2 separate regions of the Homo sapiens genome follow, and region 2 is linked to region 1. Evidence: chromatin contacts called from ENCODE Hi-C or POLR2A ChIA-PET data. All regions are on one chromosome and are shown on one strand. The core of a region is the stretch at or near the end of the contact, and the rest is flanking DNA. Distances in the headings are between cores, read along the strand shown. Region 1 holds the start of ZER1 (zyg-11 related cell cycle regulator). Region 2 holds the start of DYNC2I2 (dynein 2 intermediate chain 2).

Region 1 (4,697 bases), core at 1,057-3,556:
CCAGGCTGGTCTCGAACTCCTGACCTCAGGTGATCCACCTGCCTCCCAAAGTGCTGGGATTACAGGTGTGAGCCACCACACCCAGCCTGCTGTATTTTCCAGATGAGAAGATTGAGGTGGAAAAAGGTCCCGTGCCCACCTTCTCACAACCAGGAAGCAGCGGCATAACTTAACTTGATTTAATCGCAGTTCTCTGTGACCATGATTCTTTGTATTTGTTCCATCAATGGTCATTACAAAGATGGAAGAAGGGTACTTACAACCGAAGCCCCAAGCACAATGGCCATTTGTCATCTAAAACAAATCTGTATTTTCTCCAACCACCAGACACTTCAACAAGTACGGTTCTGAAAGGGTGTCCCATTAGACACCCTGTGACCCTGTATCACAAGGACAGCCCCTGATGTCTTCCCCACCTTTTTCTGGTCCCCACTGTTCTCTGACTTTCTTGCCAACCACTCTTCCCTTTCTTCAACCTGCTCCAGTCCCCCATCCTCCCACTGTTTCTTTCTTTTTTTTGAGACAGAGTCTCACTCTTGTCACCCAGGCTGGAATGCAATGGGCACAATCTCGGCTCACTGCAACCTCCACCTCTCAGGTTCAAATAATTCTCCTGCCTCAGCCTCCTGAGTAACTTGGATTACAGACATGAGCCACCACGGCCAGCTAATTTTTTTTTTGGTACTTTTAGTAGAGATGGGGTTTCACCATGTCGGCCAGGCTGGTCTTGAACTCCTGACCTCAGGTGATCCGGCTGCCTCAGCCTCCCAAAGTGCTGGGATTACAAGCGTGAGCCCTTATGCTGTTTCTTCAAATCACCAGGCATATGACCACAGGACCTTTGCATTTGCTGCGGAATGCTCTGCCACAAGAGAACTACCTGGCTTGCTCCCTCACTTATCTCTGCTCAAAGGTCACCTTACTAGAGACCTTCCCTGAACACCCTCTATAAAATGACAACTCCCAACTCCTTCCCCATGGTCCTTCCTTCTCTATTTTTCTCCAAACCACTTATTACCTCCTTACATATCATGTTTATTATTTGCTGAATGAACAAATGAACCAAAGTAGCGAGGCCCTTCACCCCTGGCCACCACTTTCTGCTCTAAGTATAGCCTCCCGTGACCCTTTTCAAGGCTATGCTTTTATGCTCATCCTAACCAGTTTGAAGTCTGAAGAGAAACATTCTGTGAAAGATCATATATGGAAGGATTTTCCCAAGACATCAGACATTCCATTCCCCTCCCCCTTAAAAATCAAATGCACTAGCTGAGCGCGGTGGCTCATGCCTGTATTTCCAGCACTTTTGGAGGCTGGAGCGGGCGGATCACTTGAGCCCAGGAGTTCGAGACCAGCTTGGGTAACATAGTGAGACCCCATCTCTATTTAAAGAAAAACAAAACAAAACAAAACGAATGGACTGACAAACACAGGCAAAGACTGGAAATCTTGGGCTCTTTCGGTCAAAGAGCAGCCAAGACAAGTTCCACCCAGAGAGCTATAGTGGCCAGCACAGTCAGTTTCACTATCAACTCACCTGTCGGGCTCCCTTGGCCCTCCGGTTGCAACCTCACCCTGTTGGATTTCCCTATACTTTGTGTCATCCCTTTTGGGAGCTGATCCAGAATCCAAGTCGTCCTTGAGCTTCTAAGCACTTCTCTGGGGGAACTTAAGCTCATCCAACAGGTAGGAGGGGCAGAGGGTGGCCCTTTCAGCCCTACACCGATCCCCCATCTTGTAGGGGCAAACGACAGAGCGTCATTTTCTTTCTGGAGGAAGGGAGCTCAGTTTTAAAGACACGATTCTCAGACCTGGCGGCAGGGATAGAGAAAGGAACCCTCCCACCACTGGCGGAGATGGACCTCAGAGAGTGGTTGCAGCGGCGATGCTTAGGCCCCGTAGGCAGGAGGCGAAGGAGGAGGACGCAGGTACGTCCCTTGGCCCGGGGTCCGGGACCTACCCTGGACGGGGCTGCCCTCAGCGTCGGGAAGCGGACGTGATGCTTCGCAGGCGAGGAGGAGCAGAGAATGCAGCCCGGGAGAATCCGGGGCCAGAGCACCTCAGGAGGTTGGGGATCTCGTCAGGCTAGAGCCGGGGTCCAGGGGAGACGGGGGTCGGCGGGGCGGAGCTTGGGATCCCGGGGACGGGAGCTCCGGGAGGGAGGGGGTCGCGACGGGGACCCCGTGGCGGTTACCTTGCCCTTAGGGCTGCCGGCGGGGCTGAGGCTCCTGGGCCCGGCCCCTCCCCCGATCCGGCTCCTACGGCTCGGAGCCTGCAGCCGCCGCCGCCTCCGCTGTCAACAAACCCGGGGCGCGTCACTTCCGGGGCCGCCCCTTAGCAACAGCGATCGGGTTCCCCCGACCCGTCCCGCGGCTAACGCGGGCGGCGGCGGCAGAAGGTTCCGGGGACCGGCGGGCGGCTCCTTTCCCCGGGCCCGGCACGTTACGCCGGTGGAGGAAGCCGCGGGATGCCCCCCCCAGGCCACCCGAGAGAACGCGTCATTCAGGGCTCTCCCTGGCCTCCGAGGGGCCTGTTCGTGGGACCCTAGGATCGGTGCCCGCCCTGGCGCTGCGGTTCACCTGAGCCCAACACTGCTGAATAGCAGGACTGACTCTGGGCGCCAGCCCCCTCCATCCAGCGCCCTGTTGAACATGTCTTGCGTTCTCCACGGGTGGCTCACACTCGCGTGTCAACCCGCAGTCATCACCGTCCCCCAAAAGGTGCTCCTAACCTCCATCTAGGGCATGCGCCACCAGGCAACCGAGCTTCCAAATGGGAAATTGGGCGGCGACCTCGGCCCCTACATTTTCCTGGGCCCCTCGTCCAGTCTCCAAGTCCTAAGGATCCTGTCAAACCAGTTCCTTCTGGCCGAGCGCAGTGGCTCACGCCTGTAATCCCAGCACTTTGGGAGGCCGAGGCACGCGGATCACCTGAGGTCAAGAGTTCGAGACCAGCCTGGCCAACATGGTGAAACGCCGTCTTTACTAAAAATACAAAAATTAGCCGAGCGTGGTGGTGCGCGCCTCTAATCCCAGCTACTCAGGAGACTGAAGCAGGAGAATCGTTTGAACCCAGGAGGCAGAGCTTGCAGTAAGCTGAGATCGCACCACTGCACTCCAGCCTGGGCGACAGAGGAAGACTCCATCTCAAAACACCATCATTTCTTCTCTGGATTTCTCTTTTTTTTTTTTTTTTTTGAGAGACGGAGTTTCTCTCTCTTGTTGCCCAGGCTGGCGGGCAATGGCCCTCAGCTCACTGCAGACTCCCCGGGTTCAAGCAATTCTCCTGCCTCAGCCTCCAAGTAGCTGGGATTACAGGCGCCTACTATCACGTCTGGCTAATTTTTGTATTTTTAGTAGAGATGGGGTTTCGCCATGTTGGGCAGGCTGGTCTCAAACTCTTGACCTCAGGTGATGCGCCCACCTCAGCCTCCCAAAGTGCTGGGATTACAGGCGTGAGCTACCACACCCTAGCTAGATGCTCCTTTCTTGAGGAACCCTTTCTTGACAGGTGCCTCAGTTCCATTCCAAGAACTAATTTTGTGGATTTCTTTTTTCTTGCATAGCACCTTTTAATCTTTGACCAGCTACAACTATGTTCGTACAGTCTTGAATCCTTAAAAAAGCTGTTGGGCTTGGCACAGTGACTCACAACCTATAATCTCAGCAGATGGGGTTGTCGAGGCTGAGGCTTGAGCCCAGGAGTTGGAGATCAGCCTGGGCAACATAGGGAGACCCCATTTCTACAAAAATTAGCAGGGCATGGTGGTGCGCATCTGTAGTCCCAGCTACTCGGGAGGCTGAAGTTGGAGGATTGCTTGAGCCCAGGAGGTGGGGAGGTACGGTTTTATGCTCCTTAAGATGGACATCATCAGAGAGACAATAACAAATGTTGACGAGGATATGGCTAGATGGGAACTCTCATATTAATACATTGCTTGGGCCAGGCGTCGTGGCTCAAGCCTGTTATATCAGCACTTTGGAAGGCCAAGGCAGGCAGATCACGAGGTCAAGAGTTTGAGACCAGCCTGGCCAACATGGTGAAACCCCGTCTCTACTAAAAATACAAAAATTAGCTGGGCATAGTGGCGCACGCCTGTAATCCCAGCTACTTGGGAACTTGGGAGACTGAGGTAGGAGAATCGCTTGAACCTGGGAGGCAGAGTTTGCAGTGAGCCAAGATTGTGCCATTGCACTCCAGCCAGGGCAACAGGAGTGAAACTCTGTTTCACAAGAAAAAAAAAAAAAGCCCGGTTTGGTGGCTCACGCCTGTAATCCCAGCACTTTGGGAGGCTGAGGTGGCCTGATTGCCTGAGCTCAGCAGTTCGAGAACAGCCTGGGCAACACGGTGAAACCCTGTCTTTACTAAAATAAAAAATTTTAAAAAATTATCCAGGTGTGGCAGCATGTGCCTATAGTCCCAGCCACTCTGGAGGCTGAGGCAGGAGAATTGCTTAAACCCTGGGGGCGGAGGTTGCAGTGAACGGAGATCACGCCGCTGCACGCCAGCCTGGGCAACACTGTGAGACTCTGTCTCAAACAAAAGAAAAAGAAAGAAAACAGAAAACAAATAGGAAATAAGAAACAAATAACAGGCCAGGCGCGGTGGCTCATGCCTGTAGTCCCAGCACTTTGGGAGGCCGAGGCGGGCAGATCACGAGGTCAGGAGACCGAGACCATCCTGGCTAACATGGTGAA
Region 2 (4,697 bases), core at 983-3,482, 120 kb before region 1:
TGGTGCAATCATAGCTCACTGCAGCCTCCAACTCCTGGGCTCAAGGGATCCTCCTGCCTCAGCTGCTCAAGTAGCTGGAAATACAGGCACAATGCCAGGGCACCCTACTTTGCACTTGACTTTTCATCTCCTTAGATGACTCTACCCCAGGTATCCACTTAGCCCACGCTCACTCCTCCAAATCTTTGCTAAAATGTCACCCTCACTGTAGCCCACCTGGCAAACCACCCTCTCAATCCCCAACCCAGTCCTTCCAATCTCTCAGCTTTCTCTTTTGTCCACGGCACTATTCACCTTCTAACACACTGCATAATTTACTTATTAAATATACTGTTAATGTTACAGCCGTTGCCACTGCCCCATGTAAGCTCGAGGAGGGAGAGATGTCCGTCTTCTTCTCTGATGAGTCCCCAACCCTTGAACCGCTCCTAGCACACAGCAGGTGCTCAAGCTGAAAGTCCGCACAGACCCCTTGGGAGAGGCCTTGAGCACGCAGCATCTCATCTCATCAGAGCATCTCCTTTCGTGTGCGTTTGATTAAACACCTGGAAAACTGGCTTATCTAGAATTTACAATGCAGTTTGGTCATTTAAAAGTTAGCCTGGGCCGGCGCGGTGGCTCACACCTGTAATCCCAGCACTTTGGGAGGCCGAGGCGGGTGGATCACAATGTCAGGAGATCGAGACCATCCTGGCTAACACGGTGAAACCCCGTCTCTACTAAAAAAAAAAAAAAAAAAAAAAAAAATTAGCCGGGCGTGGTGGCGGGCGCCTGTAGTCCCAGCTACTAGGGAGGCTGAGGCAGGAGAATGGCATAAACCCGGGAGGCGGAGCTTGCAGTGAGCAGAGATCGCGCCATTGCACTCCAGCCCGGGCGACAGAGCGAGACTCCGTCTCCAAAAAAAAAAAAAAGAGAAAGAAACCAAGTAGCGCCGAAACCAAGTAGCTGGCACTACTACACTCCAGCCTGGGCGACAGAGTGAGACTCTGTCTCAAAAAAAAGAAAAAAAAGAAGGCCGGGCGCGGTGGCTCACGCCTGTAATCCCAGCACTTTGGAAGGCCGAGGAGGGCGGATCACGAGGACAGGAGATGGAAACCATTCTGGCTAACACTGTGAAACCCCGTCTCTACTAAAAAATACAAAAAAATTAGCCAGGCGTGCTGGCGGCCGCCTGTAGTCCCAGCTACTGGGGAGGCTGGGGCAGGAGAATGGCGTGAACCTGGGAGGCGGAGTTTGCAGTGAGCCGAGTTCGCGCCACTGCACTCCAGCCTGGGCGACAGAGCGAGACTGTCTCAAAAAAAAAAAAAAAAAGCCTGAACGCGGTGGCTCACACCTGTAATCCCAGCACTTTGGGAGGCCGAGGAAGGAGGACAGCTTAAGCCCAGGAGTTGGAGACCAGCCAGGGCAACACATGGAGACCCCATCTCTACAAGATAATAAATAAATAAACAGCCAGCGTGGTGGCCCGCGCCTGAGGTCCCAGATACTCTGGATGCGCAGGTGGGAGGATCGCTCAGCACCGGGGGCTGAGGCTGCAGTGAGCCGAGATCGCACCACTGCACTCCAGCCTGGGCGACAGAGCGAGACCCTGTTCAAAAAAAAAAACACAAAACAAAACCAAAAAAAGTTGTTTGAAATGCTTAAAAACTACAGTTCACACAAAATCCTTCAAAACGTGGGATCCTTGGAGGTGTTTTGTTTTTCCACTTTTTGTTGTTAAAAAATGGGCCGAAAGTATCCTCTGGGTCAGTTTCTGTGGAATAAACTGTAAAGGCAAACGGTGGGACGCCCGAACCCGCCCGGCAGCCACGGTGGGACGCCCGAACCCGCCCGGCAGCCACGGTGGGACGCCCGAACCCGCCCGGCAGCCGCGCTGCGACCCCGCCTTCCCGCCCGCGTCGCTCCGCGCGGGGCCCGCGCCCTCACCGTCTCCCAGCGGATGCCCTGGACGGCCCTCCACTGCGAGGGCACGGACGCCACACCCAGGGTCTCGTCCTGCAGCGGCCCTGGCCGCCCCGGCCCCGGGCCGCTCGCAACCCCGACTGTCGCCAGCGCCGCAACACCAGCGCTTCCCGCCTGGCTGAGTGGCCCCGGCTGCGCGCGGGTTGCCATGGAGACGGTTCCGCCCTCTCGTGCGGACGCACTCAGGCGCGACCTCCGCCCCTACGCCGCCATGAGCGGAAAACGGGGAATGTGAGGCTGACGGCGCCATGTTTGAATTGGTCGCAGCGCCTCCTGCAAGACCTGGAAGAAAGAAAAGTAACGATTCTTCTCGGCCAGAGAGAGAAGCATGACCGGTTTTGCATACCCTGTCCCCAGAAAAAGCACTCTAAGAGTAGGCGCGCTACTCCTGGGCGAGGAAACTGCGGAAGTGAGGCATTGGTGCCAGGTTCAAAGATGGCGCTGAGCAGCCAAGCGCAGAAGCGAAGAGAGGGCGGCAGCCTGCGGCCGTGGCCGGCCCGCGAGGTCTGGGCCTGGGAGCGCAGATCTGGCTGAGCAGCTGATTCTTCCAGCAGATCCGAGAACCGCGCCACTCGAACAGGCTGTCACCTCGAAGCCAAGTGATCTCCCTTTAATCCTCAGTCTCTGTCTCAATAGAATGATGATGAAAAATATTCCTACGGAGATCCTAAATGTGGTTAAAAAGCTGGGAGGCCCAAATGAGGTCTTCTACAGAAACATGCTTATTAAATCGAAATTAAAAGCAAATAACTAAATAATGTGCCTACTGTGTGTCAGGCAAAGAGCCCAGAACGTCTCTTTCTTATTAAGTTCTCACCCTGAGGAAAGAATTGCTTTTTATACTATATTATGTCGTTCTGCCATTCCGCGCGCCCCACCGGAATTAAAAAAACTGGAGATTCTGACCTGAGGACTAAAAAATAAAAATAAAGAATAAACAAATAGGCCAGGTGCGGTGGCTCACACCTGTAATCCCGGTACTTTGAGAGGCCAAGGCAGGAGGATCGCTTGAAGCCAGGAGTTCGAAACCAGCCTGAGCAACATAGTGAGAGCCCGTCTCTACAAAAAAAATGTTTTAAAACTTAGCTGGGCATGGTGGCACGTGCCTGTAGTCCCACCTACTCGGCAGGCTGAGTGTAAAGATCCCTTGAGTCCAGTAGTTTGAGGCTGCAGTGAGCTATGATTACACCACTACACTACAGCCTGAGTGATAGAGCAAGACCCTATCTCTAAAAAAATAATAATAGGCCAGACGAGATGGCCAGCACTTTGGAAGGCCAAGGCAAGAGGATCACTTGAGCCCAGGAGTTTGAGACCTGCCTGGGCAACACAGCAAGACTCCCTCTCTACAAAAAAAAATTTTTTAATTGGCCAGGCATAGTGGCACACACCTGTAGTCCCAGCTGCTCCGGAGGCCAAGGTGAGAGGATCCCTGGAGTCAGGGAAATTGAGGCTGCAGAGAGCCCTGATTGAACCACGCTGTGCTTTAGCCTGGACAAGAGAGTGAGACCCTGTCTCAAAATAATAATAATAATAACAACAAAATAATAAAAAAATTCTAAAAAATGATCTGGGAAGGATAGATGCTACTTTTTTTTTTTTTTTTTAAGACAGAGTCTCACTCTGTCGCCCAAGGTGGAGTGCAGTGGCGTGATCTCGGCTCACAGCAACCTCCACCTCCCCAGTTCAAGCGATTCTCATGCCTCAGCCTCCCAAGCAGCTGGGATTACAGGCACATGCCACCACACTGGGCTAATTTTTGTATTTTTAGTAGAGAAGGGTTTCACCATGTTGGCCAAGCTGGTCTGGAACTCCTGATCTCAAATGATCTGCCCGCCTCAGCCTGCCAAAGTGCTGGGATTACAGGCGTGGGCCACTGCGCCCAGCCTGTTTGTTTTTTTTTGAGACAGAGTCTCGCTTTGTCGTCCAGGCTGGCGTGCAGTGGCACTATCTTGGCTCACAACAACCTCCACCTCCCAGGCTCAAGTGATTCTCCTGCCTCAGCCTCTCGAGTAGCTGGGATTACAGGCAACCGCCACCACGCCTGGCCAATTTTTTGTATTTTTAGTAGAGATGGGGTTTCACCGTGTTGGCCATGCTGCTTTGAAACTCCTGACCTCAGGTGAGCCACCTCACCTGACCTAATTTTTTTTTTTTTTTTTTTTTTTGAGACAGGGTCTGGCTGTGTCACCAGGCTGGAGTAGTGGTATGATCATGGCTCACTGCAGCCTCAACCTCTCCGGGCTCAGGCCATCCAACCACCTCAGCCTCCTAAGCAGCTGGGACTACAGGCATGCACTACCATCCCCAGCTAATTTTTGTGTTTTTGTAGAGATGGGGGCAGGGGTCTCCCCGTGTTGCCCAGGCTGGTCTCGAACTCCTGGGTTCAAGTGAACTGCTCACTTCTACCTCCCAAAGTGCTGGGAATACAGGCTAAGCCACTCCCCAGGCCAAAGCAGATGGTATTTGAAAACACAATTCAATCCCTTCAGGGCCCAAGATTCCGTCCCTGTACCCACCCTCTCTCCACCCCATGGCCTCTGCCTCCACCTGCTTCAAGCACACCCCTCAGGCCTCAGTTTACCACCACCTAGAAAGGCCCTTCCTCAAATGTAGACTGAAGAAAAAGGGACTTTTTAAAAACTCATTAAGGGGCCGGGCGCGGTGGCTCACAACTGGGAGGCCGAGGCGGGCGGATCACGAGGTCAGGAGATCGAGACCATCCTGGCTAACAT

What was found. Hi-C counts contacts between places; a loop is a spot of excess contacts on that map. ChIA-PET counts read pairs that join two places held with the same protein, here RNA polymerase II (POLR2A). Pooled maps may share reads with other maps.
Region 2: a map of CD8-positive, alpha-beta T cell shows a loop between it and region 1 (9-fold over the local background). The contact joins the promoter of DYNC2I2 here to the promoter of ZER1 in region 1. A Hi-C loop is called at or near these places in 10 of 168 maps with a recorded cell type or tissue (B cell, CD4-positive, alpha-beta T cell, CD4-positive, alpha-beta memory T cell and 5 more), 22 of 37 single-sample maps with no recorded cell type and 28 of 50 pooled maps. POLR2A ChIA-PET finds 5 or more read pairs at or near these places in 10 of 52 experiments (CD4-positive, alpha-beta T cell, H1, HEK293 and 7 more).

What each region holds. Positions count from the first base shown.
Region 1 is chr9:128,769,621-128,774,317 of GRCh38, forward strand. It overlaps ZER1 (zyg-11 related cell cycle regulator), which reads right to left and starts at 2,307. Exons shown (of 16, transcript NM_006336.4): 1 at 1,961-2,307. LOC124902282 (a long non-coding RNA gene) reads left to right here and starts at 1,714. Exons shown (of 2, transcript XR_007061804.1): 1 at 1,714-1,928. RefSeq lists enhancers at 1,894-1,943, 2,672-3,398 and a silencer at 2,134-2,603.
Region 2 is chr9:128,654,615-128,659,311 of GRCh38, forward strand. DYNC2I2 (dynein 2 intermediate chain 2) reads right to left here and starts at 2,233. Exons shown (of 9, transcript NM_052844.4): 1 at 1,927-2,233. The coding sequence starts at 2,112. RefSeq lists enhancers at 1,645-2,289, 2,263-2,472, 2,290-2,933 and a silencer at 1,753-2,082.